Linked DNA regions of Homo sapiens: region 1 is linked to region 2. Evidence: read pairs that join two places in POLR2A ChIA-PET (ENCODE). Cell type or tissue: CD4-positive, alpha-beta T cell. All regions are shown on one strand. Links, peaks and the distances in the headings refer to the core of each region. The heading gives the core; the rest is flanking DNA.

Region 1 (4,579 bases), core at 1-4,000, 1.4 Mb after region 2:
GACGGGGTTTCACCGTGGTCTCGATCTCCTGACCTCGTGATCGGCCCGCCTCAGCCTCCCAAAGTGCTGGGCTTACAAGCGTCAGCCACCGCGCCCGGCCAAGAAAGACTTTTCATCTAAAGGGAGAATGGGGAAAGAAGAGAACTTTTTTATTTTCAAATTCTCAGGCCCAGCGAGGCATTACATTGAGACAGCAACCACATTCTGCTTCCTTTTTGTACACTACTGTATTTGAAAAACAAAAAAACAAACCTACAAGACTCATAAAACTGGACAACTTTCTTTATAACACTACTACTCGTAAAACCAGTAAGGATGGCTGGTTTGCAGTTATCTGAGCAGCTTCTCTAGTTTCATAGACATGATTTCTCTCTGTTATTAAAGGGCTCCCAATTTTAAGTGGAATGCTACTTCACAAAGATAACCAGGTTTGAAAGGGTCCGGTTTGCTTTGTAATCCGAAACGTTCCAGTCTGCTATTAAAAGCCATTATTTGAAGACGGGTGCACAGGCTTCCAGCTGCCCGCCAGAAGGGTCCTCCGCAGGACACAGGTTAAGTAATCACTTCTTCGGGGGAGACTAGATGCAGGGTCTCGGCGCACCTCCCCAAAAGACAAGGGCGAGACAGAAAGGAGGGACAGGCGGACGTCACTTCCCCCGCCGGCTGCGGCACCGGGTTGGTGGGCTGAGTGGAGGAGGGTGGGGCGGAAGAACAGAAGGGGACTGGGAAAGGCACTGTTGGTGACATCACCGATAGGGCGTTTCTATGTAGATGAGGCAGCGCAGGGGCTGCTGCTTCGCCATGAAGGATTTCCCGTGCTGTAGGAGCAAGTCCGGGACCGCTGGCTGGACGTGAGCGTCCTAGCTGTGCGTTAGGGCTAGGAGGGCTCAGGGTGATTGGGGATTGGCTGGGGTGGTGCTCGGGGCAAGTGACCGTGCGTGTAAAGGGTGAGGCGTATGGAGCTGTGGCGGGGCGGAAGTTCACATGTGTGGTATGTAGAGCACATGTTATGGTTATCAAAGTGGTTTACTGTAAGGCTGAGGGCTATGCATTCTATGGCTATGTTGTTGTCTCTTATTTTTCCAAACGTGGAAACCTCTGTTTTGTAACTTGTAGTAATAAGGTAGAAATTAAAAAGAAAAAGTATTTTCCTGTACTTGCTTGGCTGCAAGGTCAGGAACAGATAGTTTCTGAAAAACCACATCGCTGAGAAATGAGTTCTGGAGACTCTCTTAACAGTCTGTTATCCCTAGGAAGGATAAGAGCAAGAAACAGCAAATGCTTTTATTACCTTCTCTTTTCCCTTTACCATTTCTCACTATTCAAGTTTTGTTAAGTTCTTGATTTCCCTTCAGTGCAGCTGCAAGGTCACCAGCTATTCTTGCCTCGTGAGACCTGTCACAGTTTGACTAGCTGCCTTTGTTCTGCTTCTGTAAGCCCTCTTGCCTGCCCCGCGAGTTTGGTGCCATCATAGTCCCACCATGCCATTCAAACTAGCCAACCCCCTTTTTGAAGTGTGTATAAAAGTCAAACCCTGTCTTTGTTCGGGGCTCAGCCTTTGGATTTTAATCCTCTGGGCCTGAGGGCACTCAATAAAATCCTCCTGTTCCACCCATTGGTCTCTCTGTTCTCCTGATTCCCACAACAGTAGTAGGGGACTGTGTCTGCACTTTCCCCTGGTCTTTCACGGTATGAATAATAGCCTTTTTTTTTTCGCCTATAGTCGCAGGCTCGGTCTCAGTGATTTTATGGTGTGGTCAGCTGTTTTTGTTTTTGTGAGACCTTGTTTACTGTCCTGGGACAGATGTCTGTAGTCACTTGTTTCCTTGGGAGGCAAATTTCAGTCTCTGTGGCAGAGGTCTCTCATGTTAGCTGTGGTGGTACTTGGCAGGCGGAGCTCAGGGATCTAGGCTTCCCTGCTTTGTAGACTGCTCAATGGTCCCCAAGGCCTACTGGCTTTTACCACCACTTGAAAACCTTAGTGTTTTTCCACTGTCCCCAGAGTCACCTCTTACACAGACTTATTTTGTTTGTCTTTTTCCCCGAGACAGAGTCTCACTCTATCTGGTAGCATCTTGGTTTAAGCGATCCTCCCACCTCAGCCTCTGGAGTAGCAGAGGCACGAGTCACCACAGCCAGCTAATTTCTGTTCTTGGTTTTGTTGTGGTGGTGGTTGTTTTGTTTTTTAAGAGTTGAAGTTTCACCATGTTGCCCAGGTTGGTCTCCAACTCCTGGACTCAAATAATCCGCCCTGCCTTGGCCTTCTAAAGTCCTGGGATTACAGGTGTGATCCATCACACCTGGCCAGCCCCTGCTTTTCACTATAGCATTCATGGGAGTTTGCAGGATTTCTGTGCTGGGGGGAACGTGTACTCAGCTCATACAGCCAAGTAGAAATTGTACTTGGAACTGGTGCCGTTGGGTTGTAGACATAACATGCTTGCTGTTTGTATGGGAAGGGCTTTGCCAGTGCTCTGTGCCCCTGTGCAGGGCATCCAGGCCTGCAGGTCAGAACGGCAGTCTCACCTATGAGTTTGTGTAATACGCAGCAATTCTCCCTGGAATATAAGATGGGTGGTCTTGTGAGGTTCCTACAAGTAAGAAGACAAATTTCCCTTCAGTTTGTATTGACAAAATTCAAAATTAATAATAACAGCCCAACCTCTTGAATGATAAATGTCCTTTACATTGACAGACCAGAACTGCCCTGCTTGCCTCAGCTCCTCTGTGCAGGTGCAGCTCACAATTCCCCCCACACAGGTCATTTCCTCCCTGCTTTCTCCAAAAGAGGGAGACAGCAGTTCTGCAGGACCACAGGGCTCAAGGCCTTCCAGGGCCAAAAATCTCAGAAGAAGTTGCCCGTTCTGCCTGTACCTCACGACTGACCTAGAAATGGCCTTTGCTAGGAGCAAAGTAGGGGGAAATGGTCGCCAGAGCTGGGGCCTGGGTACTGGGCCAGGTTACCCCACAGGAGGGGAAGTACTCAGGGTTAGAGGGGGCCAAGCACCAAGACCTCAGCATCCTCAACCTCCAAAAGGACTCAGAGAGATGCAGAAACCGAGACAGGGTTCCTCTTTCAAGGAAAGAGACTTTTGAGGAAGACCCCAGGGCTCTGAACCAAAATCCAGATTTTTCCCCATCTGCAGCTTAATTCCACCTTAGTTGGTGCAACTTCATCCTTCCCCTATGCTCAGGACAAAAAACAGTTCTTCTATAGGCTGGTCATTCTCTGGCCCCATACATCCTATTGGTCAGAAAATTATGTTTTTTCTTTGGTTAACTGCAGACTTTGGTCTGCACAGTCTTTTTCTTTCTTGGTCTGAAAACCACCCAGTAGTCCCATATGTAGCTTTTTTGGATAAACCTAGAAATTGACCCTGCTGGTCTTAAAGCTTGAAACTTAATATTTGTTTCGTCTGAGTTCCTTCCTCAGGAAACAACCTTCAGGCCTCTCAAAAAAGCCATCAAAGAACTGAAATTCATCCAGACAATGAGATGCTGGGACCCCTCATTCATCATGATTGCTTCCTTGCTCCTCCCTAGTTCCTGTTTTCTTACACATTGTTACATTTCTTCCCTGCCATATAAACCTCTGGTTTTGTTGGTCAGGGAGATGGATTTGAGACTGAGTTCTCATCTCCCCCACTGCAGCACCCTATTAAAGCGCCTTCCTTGGCAATAATCATCTCGGTGATTGGCTTTCTCTGTGGCAACCAGCAGGAATCCCAGATCTCTGAATTTTGGCAAAGGAGTCTCCTGATAAAGGTGGGATGGATTCTACTGACCAACATCAAAACGATCAGACATTTGAAAGCCTTAATCTCAGGGTCGGGGTTTGGGCCGCCCTTGGGCCTTTTCCTTGGGCCTAACCATTAAAATCAGCCTAGCCAGGTCTGTCTTCCAGGCACAGGGGTAGGGCCAGATACTCCTGATGCTTTTTGACGCTTCTCCCACTGGGTGGGCAACAACCCTCCCCTTCCCTGTGACCTGCAGAGAAGCTTCAGGGGGCGTTTATTCAATTTGCTAGGAGCCTACAAAGCACAGGTACACGGTGACTCTGTGGTTCCCACTGCACCTGCCACTCTCCTTGGTCCCCTCACTGTCTCTGGCAGGCAGTAATGTTCTGGGTGAGCTTGGGTGCTGAAGACACCCAGGCAGGGAGGGTAGGGAAAGGCACCAGCCCCTTAGGTCCTGCGCATTAGGGATCCAAAAAACATCTGAAGAAACAGAAAGGGAGCGTTGGAAGTAGATCAAAGGGAAAGAAAGAAATCCTAGGAGATTTCCTATCTGAAGGCACCATGAAGAGAAAGTCCGCCTCCTCTGGGCCGCGTCCTCCTGTTGCAGGTGAACCGAGTTCCGGTCTCCATTGGAAACCAAAGCAGGTAACTTTGCCCTGACTCCTAGTTAGGAAGCCATGCTTTGTCCTCCCCTGTTTAGCACTTGATCCTGTAGCACTTGATTGTCTCTCCCTGGCTTTCTATGGATTCCAGAGATGCAACTGAGAAGTTTGTTTTTAATGCACTTTTCCTTAAAGTAAGAGTATTTCAGGCCGGGCACGGTGGCTTACACCTGTAATCCC
Region 2 (4,961 bases), core at 4-4,003:
TCAGTTCCTTCTCGTTTCCAGTCACTGCTGGCCCCGGGGGGAGCCGGGAGCCAACAGGGCCGGGCCCTGGGCTCTCGGAGGGCGGCGGGGGAGGGGGCTGTCTCCTGCAGGGTTGCGACCTCCGGCAGGAGCGCGAGGCGGGGCTTAGACCTGGAGCTTGTCTCTGGGAGCTTCTTCCTGGTCCTGGATATGCTGCCCAGAGAGCTGGCAGCCTACCTGTTGGGCAGGTGTTTGCTGCTCCGAGGTCGGCGCCGTCTATCTCGCATGTCAGCTAAAGAACTTCCCAGACCACCGCCACTTCGGCCCTCTAGCTGGAAGGAACTGACATGGTTAAATAAGGCAGCGATCGTACTGCATGGTAGAAATAATAGCACTAACGACCATTTGTTGACTGTTGACTCTGGGCTCAGTAAACCCTTTACATGCATTTAGTCCCCACATGATGATCCTTCAAGGTGGTAGTATTCATTCCCATTTTATGAATAAGGACGCTGATGCTTAGTAAGTTTAAATAATTTGCCCAAGGTAATAAAGTAGTGGAGAATAGATCCTAGTCTTCAACCCATATGCTTAACCAGTAGCTACATTGCCTTCACGTGTTTTCTAGGATATAATAGGTTGCCTTAACAAAGAAGAAACTGGTTTGTTTTAGGATTTTATTCAGCACGTATGCAATTTTAAACGTTGGTCATCAGATTAGTCAATTTTGTGAGGACTCCCAGGCGGCATTAAACTTGCACTTACGGAAATCCACCACTGTTATAGCTTTGCCCTTCTTCAGTAAGGTGTCACAGAAGACACTTGAACCTTAAAACTGTATTAACTTGTGAGAAATCAAGATAAATGTGTTCCTTGAAAAAAAACATTGTAGGGTATAACAGCAATCATAATTGTGGAGTATAAATATCTGCAGTTCCAGCACTACCCTGTTCATTAACCAGCCAGGATTATTTCCAAAATTCACAATGAATTAAGTCACTGTACTCACCAGAGATGGAGCTTGAAACTTTTAAAGACCACGCCTGCTATTTGGTCTTTGCCGTTAATTCTTCTTCACATGTAAAACTAAATTTTTTCTTGCCGCTTTTTCTCATCTGAGGTTTCCATTAATAATGACCATATTGGCCGGCGCGATGGCTCACGCCTGTAATCCCAACACTTTGGGAGGCCGAGGCGGGTGGATCACCTGAGGTCAGGAGTTCAAAACCAGCCTGGCCAACATGGTGAAACCCTGTCTCTACTAAAAATACAAAAAATTAGCTAGGCAGGGTGGCGCATGCCTGTAATCCCAGCTACTGGGGAGGCTGAGACAGGAGACTTGCTTGAACCTGGGAGGGGGAGGTTGCAGTGAGCTGAGATCCCATCATTGCACTCCAGCCTGGGCAACGAGTGAAACTCCGTCTCAAAAAAAAAAAACAAAAAAACACCATATTACTAATGATTAAAGAGCAGCTTCTCATTTTCTTGTTTGAATGGTGTGGTGAGAAAGAATAGAATTGAGGCATACTGCGTCTTAACTACACAGTTTTTTGAGAGTGTTTCACGTCCATGTTTGTACTTATTTAATGCCCAAGAATGCCACAACTATCTCATTTTGTAGTTTTGTACATGGTAAATCTTACAGTTTCATGAGTTTGTTTAACATGTACTCAATGAAGTATTCTTAAACCATTTATTTTATTTATTCTTATCAGAATAAATGAAATCATGTATTTGAGAGGTAGTCGTCCTGATTATCCTATTTAGGTTTTCTCTCATTTATGTATTATTTCTGCATCCCATTCATTTTCATTCATTTCTAAAGCTTTTCTAGTCAAAGTGTTCTGGAGAGTTGCTATTCTTATTACTCATCTTTTCATCTGTAATAGTTCTCATTTGTGATATTCAAAAGCAGTAGCGAGATTTTTATTTTAAGATACAGTTCAACAGCTTGACACTTTTCCTGCAAAATACCTTTTGTTGGTTTTGTTTTTCATCTATATATCTTATACCTTTACCTAAAAAGCAAGACTGTCCAGGTTTCTGCCACTGAAACTCATTGCCTCTTCAATCATTTCAGCTCTGGAAAGGAAGAGAAATGGAAGTGAGAAAGTTGAGCATTTCCTGGCAGTTCTTGATAGTTCTGGTTCTGATCCTGCAAATTCTGTCTGCGTTGGATTTTGACCCATACAGAGTCCTAGGGGTCAGCCGAACAGCCAGTCAGGCTGATATTAAAAAGGCTTATAAGAAGCTCGCCCGGGAATGGTAGGTGAAACAAAGAAATAGAGGTTTAACATAAGCTAAACAGTCTTAGCAGGGATGAAGTCTAAATTATGACTAGCTTTTATTTGTCTCTGTTTCTATGTTCAATATATATATCTGTCTAAAATATTTTACGCAGGAGAGCTAATGTTCATGTTCTATAATTGTTAGCGATAAGATCCAAAGCCTATGTTTACTCTGAAACTCCCTTTTAGGAATACTTTGGCTTAAAGAATTGCCTTAGATACTGTTAGCATATTTAATGTTAAAGTAACAAGTTTTAATTTTAAAAAAATGTATATATAGTCAATAATGGATATGCTACCCTTCCCATGATACATTATTCATAAAGTAACTTTATGAGTGTAATTGCTAAACAGGAACACTATACAACCCTATTCTCTAAATTATTAATTTCTACACTTTGAAAAAAAGTTAAGAGTAATAGCCTTTTGCCTCCAAAAAAAAAAATTCAGAAACCAAGGATAGTTGTCTCTTGATATCCATGAGGTCTTGGTTCCAGGATCCCCAGAAATACCAAAGTCATTGGATGCTCAAGTCCCTATATAAAATAGCATAGTATTTGCATATAATCTATGCACGTCCTCTCATATACTTTAAATCATCTCTAGCTTACTTATAATACCTAATACAATGTAACTGCTGTGCAAATGGTTGTTATACTGTTATTGTTTAAGGAATAATGACAAGAAAAAAGTCTGTACATGTTCAGTACAATGCAATTTTTTAAAAATATTTTTGAATATTTCAAAATAGAAAATATTATATTTTGGTTGGTGGAATCCATGGATGTGAAACCAACAGATATAGAGGGCTGACTATATATTACTCAAAAAAAAAAATTGGCCTGGCATGGTGGCTCATGTTTGTAATCCCAGCACTTTGGGAGGCTGAGGTGGGAGGATCGTTTGAGCCCAGGAGTTTGAGACCAGCCTGGGCAACATAGTGACACCTCATCACTATGGAAAAAAAAAAAAAGCCCAGAAGTTTGAGGCTGAAGTGAGCTATAATCACACCACTGCACTCCAGCCTGGGCAACAGAGTGAGACCCGTCTCAAAAAAAAAAACTTACAGAAAATTGTAATTTTGCCTGTAGTTATCAGGATAGCAATTAGCAGGGTAGCAATAAATCTAAAACTTTGGACAAATATCATCAGTTTCTTCCACCAATGCCTTGGCCATGCCAAAGAAGCAGAAGTGTTGGATTATATAGATGGAGGGGGAGCAGCAGAAGGAGGAAAGGACAGAGGTGACTCCAAGCTGGCTGTACCAACCATGAGGAATGGAAGAAAGTTTGGGACAGGTACCATCACTGAGCACCTACTACATGCTAATCTCCTGGTTCTATACTTTTTATCTCATTTAAACCTTATAATGAGCCTATGAAGGAGGATATCAGTATCTCTTTTTTTTTTGAGACGGAGTCTCGCTCTGTCACGCAGGCTGGAATGCAGTGGCACAATCTTGGCTCACTGTAACCTCCGCTTCCTGGGTTCAAGGGATTCTCCTGACTCAGCCTCCCAAGTAGCTGGGACTACAGGCGTGCACCACCACACCCAGCTAATTGTTGTATTTCTAGTAGAGACGGGGTTTTGCCATATTGGCCAGGCTGGTCTCAGACTCCTGACCTCAAGTGATCCGTCCACCTCGGCCTCCCAAAGTGCTGGGATTACAGACGTGAGCTACCATGCTCGGCCAGTGTCTCTGTTTTATAGATGAGAAGATGGAGGCTTAGAGTTGGTAAATCTGTGGTACCTCTGGGTTCCGTAGTTTGACCCTCTGCATCAGTAGTCCATTGCTTTATTGTTTTTTAATCATTTACACATCTAGGCATGAGTAAGGGTGAGTGGGCTAATGGTTGGCTGGGGAGGAGCTGAATGCGAGTAGGAAGTTATCCAGAAGCAAAACTGCCACATTGAGGTGATGCATGGTACAGACTGCATGCGTGACTGCGCCTGACACTGTTCTGCTTCAGTGAACAGGTATATTTTAGCATTAAACTGGTTGAAATAAAGGTAAAGATCATTGAAAATATATTTTTAAAATAAATGTTTTAGACCATATTCCATGAGAAATCCAGAATTGGATGCCAAAGAAGCAATCTCTAATTATACATGACCTCCTTCCAGGGACTCTTTATACCAAGGTTATGTTCTACATCATTTCAGACTCTTGCCTCTTTATGTTTAAAGCAGGATATATAAATCTGCAGCAAATTCATAAGGTAACAACATTCTTTTGGACAAGGCATAGCCTTTGACAATATTTTAAGAACACAAGTGACAGCTTGAGTATGTGGGACCTATTAAAATGTATAGCTTTGACTTTTCTGTCTTCCAGAGCTGAAAAGGGTGTTATGATATTAATTAAATGAGTCATATTCTTCTCTTTTTTAATTAGATTCTCTCTAGGAATAATTCATCACCATAGAAGTGTATTGAGTGTGTCATCCAGTAAAAGTCTAAAATTTTACTTTACGTTTTTAATTTTGCTCTACTATTATTTTCTGCGGTTTTGGCTATGACAATGCTTTGTCACTTGGAATAGTTTAAGTTTTGCTTACTAATGGCTTGATATACACTGAAAATAGCAGTGTTTCCCAGTTTGACTTTTCAGAATGAGCTATAGCAGGGGGAAGTGGTTACTTGTTGAGTTGGATCTGGAGCCTTCCTCTGATACATTTTACTAAGTGTTTCTTA

Evidence for each region. ChIA-PET counts read pairs that join two places held together with the same protein. Peaks named below come from ENCODE experiments on the same cell type or tissue, not always from the same donor. Only the 100,000 strongest peaks of a DNase experiment are listed, where the experiment ranks them.
Region 1: POLR2A ChIA-PET joins it to region 2 with 5 read pairs; 1 of 35 experiments calls an interaction of 5 or more read pairs at or near these places.

The regions. Positions count from the first base shown.
Region 1 is chr1:16,904,211-16,908,789 of GRCh38, forward strand. No RefSeq gene overlaps it. Among named protein-coding and RNA genes, the nearest start is that of RNU1-2, 11 kb to the left of the region's middle. RefSeq lists enhancers at 84-723, 368-417, 518-567, 724-1,363 and a silencer at 1,104-1,398. In CD4-positive, alpha-beta T cell, for the core only: no CTCF peak of the experiment used is centred there; DNase peaks (open chromatin) are centred at 8, 721 and 1,981; H3K4me3 peaks cover 1,120 bases; H3K27ac peaks cover 1,908 bases.
Region 2 is chr1:15,527,029-15,531,989 of GRCh38, forward strand. It overlaps DNAJC16 (DnaJ heat shock protein family (Hsp40) member C16), which reads left to right. Exons shown (of 15, transcript NM_015291.4): 2 at 2,060-2,244. The coding sequence starts at 2,078. Among named protein-coding and RNA genes, the nearest start is that of DNAJC16, 2.7 kb to the left of the region's middle. RefSeq lists silencers at 1-260, 185-284. In CD4-positive, alpha-beta T cell, for the core only: no CTCF peak of the experiment used is centred there; no DNase peak of the experiment used is centred there; H3K4me3 peaks cover 792 bases; H3K27ac peaks cover 496 bases.